2 separate regions of the Mus musculus genome follow, and region 1 is linked to region 2. A link is a loop called in an ENCODE intact Hi-C map of the cell type or tissue named here. Cell type or tissue: left cerebral cortex. All regions are shown on one strand. Each heading gives the region's core, and the rest is flanking DNA. Links, peaks and the distances in the headings are about the cores only.

The links. A loop is a pair of places that touch in the nucleus more often than their neighbours do. Peaks named below come from ENCODE experiments on the same cell type or tissue, not always from the same donor. Only the 100,000 strongest peaks of a DNase experiment are listed, where the experiment ranks them.
Region 1: a loop joins it to region 2, with 4 times the contacts of the local background. A loop is called at or near these places in 1 of 42 quality-filtered maps.

What each region holds. Positions count from the first base shown.
Region 1 is chr11:16,496,212-16,501,597 of GRCm38, reverse strand. No RefSeq gene overlaps it. Among named protein-coding and RNA genes, the nearest start is that of Sec61g, 9.6 kb to the left of the region's middle. In left cerebral cortex, for the core only: no CTCF peak of the experiment used is centred there; a DNase peak (open chromatin) is centred at 2,322.
Region 2 is chr11:16,258,762-16,264,147 of GRCm38, reverse strand. It overlaps Vstm2a (V-set and transmembrane domain containing 2A), which reads right to left. Exons shown (of 5, transcript NM_001290539.2): 2 at 4,127-4,293; 3 at 2,660-2,710; 4 at 898-1,234. Among named protein-coding and RNA genes, the nearest start is that of Vstm2a, 3.7 kb to the right of the region's middle. In left cerebral cortex, for the core only: a CTCF peak has its summit at 2,709; DNase peaks (open chromatin) are centred at 4,168, 4,724, 4,880, 5,183 and 3 more places; H3K4me3 peaks cover 3,433 bases; H3K27ac peaks cover 2,107 bases.

The DNA.
Region 1 (5,386 bases), core at 161-5,160, 240 kb before region 2:
TTTTTTATTCCCTTGAGGTTTTTTGGTTTGAAGGAAAAAATTACAACAATTGCTGAAACATTGTAAATTCAGATGCTTTTCTGCCTTAGACTGTTTGGACAGCTATAACTCGAAGCTGAGTAGTTTGTAGGGAGAGGATTCCCTTTTCACATCCTGAGAGCCATGAAAGCCAAGTGTAGCAGTGCCAGCAGGTTCAGGGGATGCTGGGAACATGGTCTCAGGGCTTCAAAGAGTGGCCTAGGATGCTAAAGGACAAGGAGATGTACGAAGAGGCTTTAATAGTGGCCATAATCCCTCAGGTAAGGAGGACCCTGTGTGACCCAATCACCCAAATACCCGCTCTCATAGCTGGAGATTAAATATCCCTGGAACGTTAGAACAACACATTAAAATCATAGGTAGCATTTTCTGAGATGTTCTGCTGTAGTAGAAACAGTGGGTAAATGATGGGAAAGATCGTGAAACCATTACTTTTGAGGTAGGATAGTGATTTTGTCCACATTGCACTTAAATTGTAGACAGATAATGCAGCAGTTGAGGTGATATTTGAAGCAGCTTTCTGAAAATCTGGTTAAAGTCTGGAAGTGAACGTCTTTCCCCACAAAGTGCTAACCAGTCACACCTCCGTGAATATCACCGTTCTGAGTTTATTGATTCTGAATTTGTTTTTTGTCTACTCATCAGCACACATGGTGACAGAACTTTAAGTCTGTGTTTTGTATTGCTAGTGTTATGGCACGTATTGATGAACTTACTAAAAACTTAAGAGTTCTGAACATTGGGAACAGTGTTCAGGTTCCAGCATCCTGCAAAGGACTTGTTGCCAACTCATACTTTGATTGTGCCTGAGAGAGCAGGAAATGGACAGCTAGCAGCTGCAAGCTGCTTAGTAATTGTCTGGGCCTACCACTCAACTCTGTCGCACTGGGGATACATCCAAGTATAGGAAATAATCCGATTTTCTCTTTTTGGATCCTTCATTTTTTTTTTAAGTCATTGTGATTATAACTGATAGTATGATTTTGAAATGTTTCCAGTGTTTGAATCGTGAATGAAGCGTCGTCCTTGGAATTGAAGATGCAGCAAATCATTGGCTATCCCTACCTTGAGGATACTATAAAACTACACGTTTCATATAATTCCTTAGAGGTTAAAAATGTATGGATACAAATATATATTTACCAGTATATCTGTATATATTTACAAACGTGTAAACACCTACTGGAGGATTTATACATGTTCAGAACATCAATATATTTTGTTGGAGGATAGAGTTGAGTGAGCTTTAATTTTTTGTTGTTAAAGGAGAAATGTGTCATATTGATGAGCTTGATATGACTGATTTCTGACACAAATACAGGAGTAACCTAAGTATTTTCTACACAACATGTAAATTCAGAGTTCAACAAGAACTCTTATAATAATCTAATAATAATCTTCATAAGAAGACTTGGTAAACTGGTTTAATCTCTATTGGTTTTCTACTTATTTACTTATTTTGATGTGTTTTCTACCATCTTGCCTAAATATTTTATTTTTGCTGTCTGCAAAAAGGTAGAAGATAGGCATTTTGACTCATTTACCACTTTATCCCAAATGTTTAGAGTTGGTGTCTGCACATAGAAGCCACCTAACAAACATAATGGAATGAAATTGAAGTTTAGACATTCCTTATAACTATTAATTAGGGTTCTCTAGAGTAACAGCACTTATAGAAGGAATGAATCAATGAATCTATCTGTCCATCCATCCAAGGAGGGTTATTAGAATGATTTACACACTGTATGTAGTCCAGCTAATCCAACAATGGAGGGAAGGTCCAAGGATCTGGTAGTTCAGTCCTCAAGGCTGATTCTTAGCTCACCTGCAATATCTGGTGAAATTCTGGAGAAGCCGGCTCTGATGCCAATGAAGGGCTGGAGCTGCCAGTGAGGCAAAAGCAAGTAGAGCAAAAACTTCCTTCTTCCAATCAGAAGGTGTGGCCCAGATTAAAGGTCCATTTTCTTAGCTCAAAAGACTGGGATTAAAGATGTCTTTCTGCACCAAAGATGTGGGTATAGAAGTAGATCTTCCCACTTCAAGTCAAAGCAAAAACCTCCCACAGTTGTGCCCCACTTTAGTGTTTTTGTTAATTCCAAATATAGTCAAGTTGACAACCAAGAGTTGCCATACATACACCATGAAAGGTGATACTTCAGGCCTATTACAGTATCTGGCAATAAATAGTCCTATTGGGCTTTGAGTGGTCTCTAAGCACTTGTCAGTTCAGGACCTCCTTGCAGGGACTGGCTTGCCGCACATTGGTTGTTTTCACAGCTTTCCTTAAACATGAAGTAAGACTATCCCAACTCCTTTATTTATCCTTCATGTCTCTGAAGCAAGAACCATGTGGGCAACCCTCCCAGGTTTTGTCTTCTGCTTGGATGGAAGCCTGGCCCCACTGAATCACATTTGCAGCAGCTTTTATTTGTTGTTGTTTGGCTTTGGGGCTTTGGGGCAGGAGTGGGGGTGGGGTGGGAGGGTGGGGGGGGTGGGGGGGAGGGGGTGAAAGGGAAAATTCTTAAGCTTTTTTCATTCACAAATTGGAGGCTTAGCTGGGTGGAAGCTTCCTCTAAGGGTACACTCCCTACTCCTTTATCCTATTGCTGACTCAGCTCCCCCTTTACTCATTCAGCAAGAGCCCTGGCTCCATCATTAAATTTCCCTTTGTTCCTTTTCTCCTCAAACTTTTTTTTTTGGGGGGGGGGGGCTGCTGGTTGGTTTTTTGTTTTGTACCATTTGCTCTTTTTCACCAAAGATAGACCTGCAAAAGAGAGACTGCTAATAATCACAAGGCAGATTCAAAATAAGGTTTATATTCTTCACCAAAGAAATCTCTTTTGTTGTGGATAGCCCTGGGGCTAATTATATTTGATGTTAATTCCATTCTCCTGTGAGGGGCTTCTAAAACGGAATGAGTCAGCACTCAGGTGATTTCCTTTAAACCTGCTTCCCACCTTAATTTGTAAAATAAAGGAGAGCTGATGATTGGGCAGATAAAGGGAAGGTGGAGTGGAAGGTGGAGATGGAGAAGGAGAAAATGGAAGAGGGAGAGGACTTAGAGGAGGAGGAGGAGGAGGAAGAAAAGCTGAGCACATGGCCTGGAGAAACCTCAAGTTCTAATGAGTCTCAGAGATGTGGAAGATGGTAGTGTAGATGTAGATCTGCCCAATCTAGGGGCACGGCATGTAATCATATTAACTGAGTCGTGTTTTCATTGCCAGGGCATATTTGGGTTGGTAATTTACCGAAACATTCATTACTTTTCAAATTCCTAATTCTTCTCAAACAGGTCTACCAACTGAGGACGGAGTTTAACATAACCTATGTGGATCATGCTCTTTCAAGTGTGTGTGTGTGTGTGAATTTTGCTTATTGCTCCTTTGCTGAAATTGTTTTTGGCTAGAAGAGTTTTCTTGAAGAATCTATAAGATCTTTTCTATTTAATAGGGTATAACTTGACATCTCCCCTTTCTGTTTTTATCACTTAATTTCTCTCTCGTTTTTTTTCTGCTCTGGTTAAGGCTTCAACGACTTAGTTCAAGTTGAGTAGTGCCCTTCTTTTGCTCCATTTTATAAGAAATATTCTTCCCCCGATTTAGAAAAATGTTGGCTTAGGCTTGTCATATATACCCTAGGTTATATTGAGATAATGTTTCTTGTGTAGGTATCTTAGGCGTTTTTTTTTTTTCTTTCATCTATTGATAGGATTCTGTGCATTCTATCCTTGAGTCAGCCTGTTAATGTGATATATTAGATTTATGAATTTATGAACATGTAACAAACATTGTTTTTGAGATAAGCTCTCTTACTGTGGTGGTTTGAATAAGAATGGCCCCTATGGGCTCATATATTTGTATGCATAATCACCAGGGAATGGCACTATTTAAGGATTGGAAGAATTGGCTTTGTTGGATGAAGTGTGTCACTGGGAATGGGCTTGGAGGTTTCAAAAAGTTACATCAGGCCCAGCATAGATCAGGATGTAAAACTCAGCTATTTGTCCAGCACCATGTTTGCCTTTATGTTGCCTGTTTCCCACCACGATGATAATGGGCTAACCTCTAAAACTGTAAGTCAGTCTACAATTAAATACTTTCTCTTGTAAGAGTTGCCTTGGTCATGCTGTTTCTTCACAGCAATAGAACGATGCCTGAGATATCCTGAAACTCACTATAGACCAGGCTGGACTAGAACTGAAATAGATCCATCTGCCGCTGGAATTAAAGGTGTGAGCAATCATGCCTAGCCATGCAAACAGTCTTGTCTCTGTACTGTAGCCAACTTAATCATTCTGAATTAACATTTGATAATGTGATTCTTTATTCAGCTTGCTAGTATTTAATTGAGAAGTTTTGTACCTTTGGGGACATTAGTGCTTTGTCATCATTAATGTCTGGTAGCGTTCATCAATGCATCTCTGAGCTGGAGCTCCTTGAATTAGACTTTACTACCATCCAGTGTCATTATGTGTGAAGTTAGCAGATTGGTTAAGTTGCTAGTATCCTTTTGGATTATTCTTTGTAAGTCAAACTGGAATTTATTTATAAAAAAGGTTTCAGTGTATTGAAACACAGATATAAAGTATGCCCTAATGATCTGAGTTTCATTAAGAGCTGCTCTGTGTCTAATTTTATTAACTTAGGTCTTTTCTTTAGATTAAGTGTTTGCCAATTTAAAACATGTTTTGCCAATTTCTTTAATCATCCCTTCATCACTTAGTAAATGTGTTGTTTTGTTCCTGAGGATTTAAAGTTCTCAGATTCAGTAGAATTCGTCCATACCTTTCCATCCCAAGTTATAGGATCTCCTTTACTAATTAATGCCCTCACTTTAACAACTGAGACTGGGACTTGGAATTTTGTAGTAATTCAGTCAATTTCATGTGAGGTCTTTGGTTTGATTTTCCACAACTTGAGCTCTGAGAAAATTTTCTCCCAGGGCACAATTAGAAACTTTCAGGCCATTTCAGTGCACCTAGAGTCAGTCACTTTTCTCACTGAGTTCATTGCTGTCTTTGACTGTATTTTGAGATGCTAGGGTATAATTAGTTTTATCATGGAGCTCGTTCTTTTTCTCTGTCTGTATATCTGAAGATGAGCACCCATCCAGCAGCTTCATTCTTTTCTACAAATTTTATGTACAGTCACCAAATCTGTTGCCTTGTTCAACTGATCAGTCAGGATGATCAGATGAATTTGTCTTAAGGTGGTAAAATAATTGCCACCATGGGCTTTCAGTATTTTTCATGTTCCTGGGCAAAAGCTACTTTGGATTCAGTAATTAAGAGAGGCTTCATTAACTGTCAGTCTTGTTAAATTGGATAATCAAATCCAAATACTTGAAA
Region 2 (5,386 bases), core at 217-5,216:
TATTATCTTGGACTTCACTACCAGAAAAATTGCAAGTGGAAAGAAAGAAGCAATAACTCATCACAACAAGTGATTCCATGTATATCAGGTATGATGCTCCCCTTATCCTGTGTTAGGCAAAGCGTTTGAGAAAATAGGACAGCTGGGGGTCTTGTACAAGCCTGCTCAACACAGCCAGCCTTTATCCCACATCAAGGTTAGAAGTAGAGTGAGTTTCCATTGGTGGAACAATTGCATAAGTTAATGCTGTTCAGAATTACTTTAACTTGCACAGCTGACTCGAGAGATGTGTGACTAAGTTTCCAAATTGGCATCCAAGGCACATTTGTAGGAGCTGCCTTATCTCTGCACTGTTTCCTTGCCCACCCCCCCCCCTACTTCCTGCCATTATCACCATCAATTTCATCTCAGGCAGCTGAAGTTTCTCCTTCAAAATCAAAAGCCCTTGGAGAATAGCTCTGCTTAAAGCCAGAGGTCACTAAATATATGGATGATTATGGTGAGTCTTTTTCATTTCCATTTTGATTAAGTGAAAGCCTCTTAATTTGGGTCATTATTGATACATAAATCTGTAGAGAAAATGAACATGCATTTATAATGGAGCCAACATTACATGATTTATTGTTCTTATAGTGTGTAAATACAGAAAGAAGGGGGAGAACAAAAGGGTGCAGCTCTCAGATCCCTGGATATGAAACAGTGCCAGGGATTAATGGAGCAAACTCATCCTGAACGTCCAGCCTCCTGCTCTGAATGGCTCATGTCTCCTTATTTCAATCGAACTCAGTCTCCTATTTGAAAAGCCATTTAATAATAATCTCTCTATGCTACTGAACCGAGCTTTGGGTAGCAGGGTTGTGAGTGATAAAATGAAAGGCTCAAAATGCGTTTTCATACCTGATTGTGGACTTTGCTTGGGGATTTTGGCTACCGCTTGAGGGCTGGAGGTGGAGTGCATTCGTTGGTTGGCAGAGTTGTGGACGCTGCTGGGAACCACCGATGATGCGTTCTTTCGAGGCTTCGTGTCTTGCAGCCACATAGGTGAGGCTTCAAAGGCCTGCATCCTCCGAGCATGGCTGTTGGCATTGACTTTCAGATAGGCCTGGGCCTTGTGTTCCTGAAGCTCCCCGTAGTTAGCGTCAGTCACCCTGCACTCGTATAAACCTTCATCCTTTTTTCTCACTTTGGATATCTGAAGCTTGTGGGAGATATCATTGCCTTGGACTTTCACTGTCTGAAAAATTGCAGGTGAAAAACAAAGTTTCACATCAAAGGGTTTTATTCCCACCCTTTAAATTTACTAATGTTGGGAAACTTAAGCATCTTATTGGCTTCGTAGAACAAACCTGAAGGTCATTATTTATCCTGGTCTATGAGCAAGCCTACTTGAGAGGTCATAAGTGCAATTTTAGCAGTGCCAGAGTGACTCTACTGTCCTCGTTTCCCAGACTGTCATAACAGGAGACTGATCTCTGCCTGGTTGGCTCTGCTGGATGAAACACTGCATAGATTTTTCTTCTTTACAGCTATATGACAACTCCCTCAAATATGGGGCAAGGGGTAGTGGGAGTGTTGGCTATAATAGTTTAATAAAAGAGGGTGCACTTTACTGAAAACACTACTTATAGACTTAGAGAGTAATTTTTTTTTCCAAATTGCCTACTAACAGACTACTACTGAGTCCTACTAGCAGGACTCAGGCTACAGAATAAGGCTCAGTAATATGCTCCAGTCATTATATAAACTTGTGATGCTGTTAATGGAACATTGATTTGATTTTCAAAACTGAGGTCAGCCCCACTTACTCCAATAATCTTATCCAGATTAATAATAAGATCATATGTCTAAAATGTAATATTAAATATATACTGTGTATTCTATATATACATATATGCAGTTAAATTTGATATATATTATATGTCAACCCATGACTGACAGACTCAAAGATTACATATGCCAGGTTTAAGAATATGATGGATTTTTATAAAAATAGAAATGAAGGATGATGGAGGATATTCTAGCCATGGCTATTGTAATTATTACAAATAATCCACATCTTTATATTATCAGCAGGCCAGTTTGGGCTAAAAACAGGTGTATATTTACTTTGGTTTTATATTTTTGTGATTTATTTGAATACAATATTTAGAAATACTTTACATGAATTATGAATAATATCCAAATTGAGTTACACTACTTCATTACATTTCAAAGTCCTAACGGATGGTTTCATTTTTGTTTTCTTGAGATTTTTATTTTATATTGAGAGTAGGTATAATTCTATTACTTTGAATTATTAAAATTATTAATGTTGAAGTATTGCAGGCCTTCATTGTTAGGTGAGTGTGAAAAAGATTACTAAAAAACAGTGCAATAATCCTACTTGCTAACAAAATAACACTATGGCAAATTTGTAATTATTTACATGGTTAAAACATGCAATTTTATTTATGGACTCTAAATTTGACTCATTTTTTAGGGATTTAATGAGGTATAAAGAGAGAACTGTCTCTCATTCTGATTTTGTAAAGTTACCTCTTCAAGCTCAATGAATTAAACGGTTTTACATCTAAAACCGTTTCTACTAATATCCATCTTGGATCTGCTTGGTAGTTTACTAAAGGATGTGCCCCCTGTCGCTGGTCCCTGTGACACTCACACTAATCTTGGTCCCATCGTTGTCCGGGTCTCTGTCGGGTAAGAGCTCCACCTGTAGGACAAGGGTGCAAATGCTCAACCTCGCCCGAGTTCTTCAGTCCCAGGCGCCGCGATACTGCAGCGCCCCAACTGCTAGTAGAGATCCCGTCTTCCCTTCTTGAAACGCTTCAAACCAAGCAATTTAAGAGACGGAAGAACGACCCAGGTCCCAACCGCACTCAGTCCCGAGGCCAGGCTAGGGGCTGGATTGCCTCCCTTGTCCCTCCCTGGAACAATCCCTGAATTTCCCCGTCCCCGCGCCAGATTCCCAAGCAGTTCCCGGGGTCTCCATGTCTTCCTTGGGCATCACTAAGTCCTCGGCTCTCCCCAAGAATTCCTAAGGTCTCCGTGGTCCCCTCTGTCCTAGTGACACCCTGGAGAGTTCCTGTCGTCCCCAAGCATTCCCATGGTCGCCGGTTCCCGGTCACTAAGGGTAACCGAGGTTCTGGCGGCTTCCTCTATCTTAGAGACACTCTGGAGAGTCCCTGTGGTGCCCCGCATCCCTGAAGGCTGTGCTCCCCTTGGATGGCCCGGTGCTAGCGTTAAAGCGCTGCCAGGTCTTGTGCCTCGCAGTTCAGTCTGCCTGGCCTGCGGGTTCGGAGAACCCAGGCGAGGACAAGAGTGAGGATAGAAGTTTTCCGGAAGAATTTCCATATCTCTGCTCTCGCTGCTGACCAGTCCGCAGCTCTCTTCTACAGACTTTCTCATCCTCTAGGTCTCAGGTCCGAGTCCCTTTTGCTTCGTGGGCCTCCGGGTTCCCGCTCTTACCACGACTCTTCTAGCTTCTCTTTAGATTTTCCTTCCTCCTCTTCTTCCATTCTCCCTCCTTTACTCATCTCCTGCTCTACTTTCCTCTCAAGTCCAGGGCCTCTCCTTTATTTTCTGATGTCTACCCCATTGCTACCTCCCCTCCTCTTTCTCCTCCCCCTCCCCACCTCCGCCTTCCTTCCCTCCCTCCCTCCTGCCCGCCTCTCTCACTCCTTCAGAGAGAGAGAGAGAGAGAGAGAGAGAGAGAGAGAGAGAGAGAGAGAAAGAGACAGACAGACAGACAGACAGACAGACAGACTAGAAGAGAATAGAAAGGAGAGGAGGAACATCCCTCTTGATGCTGGGAAAACAGAAGGCTGGTGGAGGGTGGGAGAATGTCCTGAGCTGTATCAGAGACACACTGCCTGTTTGGATAGCTCCATAATACCCGTTACTAAGAGCTGTTTAATTCCAGTCTAAATTGGGAAAGTCTCCCTCAGATCCTGCGACTTCCTAGGTGTTTTTCACTTACTGTCACTAGGACAAATTCAACCTTGCTCACTCTCCCAGCGCAAGGAAGCCCCATGGGCAGTGCCTTGGTCCCTGGCTAATGATTAGATAGACCTGCACAGAACTAACAAAGTGACATGCGGGGGCTCTGTGGGCTTTGAGCTATGGCTACCTGCGAGCCTGCAGCCTCCGTGCCTTGCTCCAGGTCCTCTGGCCCCCGAAGGAACCACCACTGGATCTCCAGGTACACTGAAGCAGAGCCGCTTTGGAAAGCACAGGACATCTCCACATTTTGCCCTTCGGTAGCAGTCACATTTCTCGGCAACTCGGTAAATTTTGCTGCAAGACAAAAATGCACCGTTTTGGTGTATCTACACCAGCTTTGCCAATGTCTCTTTCCTGGAGAACTCAACACAAGTTTTTGTTTGCTTGGCCTTTCTTTTTCGTGGGCCTTGAAAAAAGAAAAGAAAAACAGCAACAACAAGCCCTTAGCACACCCCTGTGGGCCTCCCCATCCCCACTGTTCTGCCTCTGCATGTCTTGCTCTTGGTGTAGTGCCTAAATCACTTTGTTGTTGATCAAGTCCAGATAATGGAAAGGTTAATGAGCTTGCCAATAGCTCTTGTTGCTAGCCAAGATGCCTAGAGTTAGAATCAAACATCTTTTGTCAGATTGCAGCATTCCCTAAAACTTACTGAGAGACCCAGGGAGGTGCAATTTAGACCATCTGTCAAAAATGATCTATGAGGAAGCCTCTAGATTCTTAAGTTTCTCAACAATCTATGACTAACTGGGATGTTTCCTGTTAGAAGTGGGTCATAAGTATATGTCAAAATGCCCATTCTTAATCTCTCAAAACAGTGGTTAGCAATTTTGTTCTGGAGCCCACAGTAGTGAAACAAGTTGCACACTATCTAAGAGGCATATGTTTCATCTCCACAAGTTAACCTTCACATTTGTTCCCTTCAAGCCATTGTAAATTGCAATATGTAAGGAGATATAAAAATCATACATCGCATGTTTAGATCAGATCAAAGATTATTTGAAAGATACCACAGAGACTCCGTCTAGCCCCTTTGCAACTAACCTTGACACTGCCAGCTTGTAAGATTAATAGATCCATGTGAAAGTCACAAAAATAAAATCCCCTCCCTCCCTAGAGGGATCCTCGAACATGGAATTTTTGTTTTTTTGTTAAGAAGGCGATTGTTCTTAGCTTATCCAAGGGGTACTTTGCAAAGACCTGATGTCTGTCTAGAAGGAGCCTTTTATTTGTGGGGGAGAGAAGAGGACAAGCACAGGCACACATATGAAAGGAGGGTGACTGAAAGGCTGGCAGGAATGATTACAGCCACTTTCTCCTCTTTTCTTAAAGATAGTGAATCTGGGTGTCTCTTTTCACTGTTTTATGAAACCCCAAATTGAGCAATAA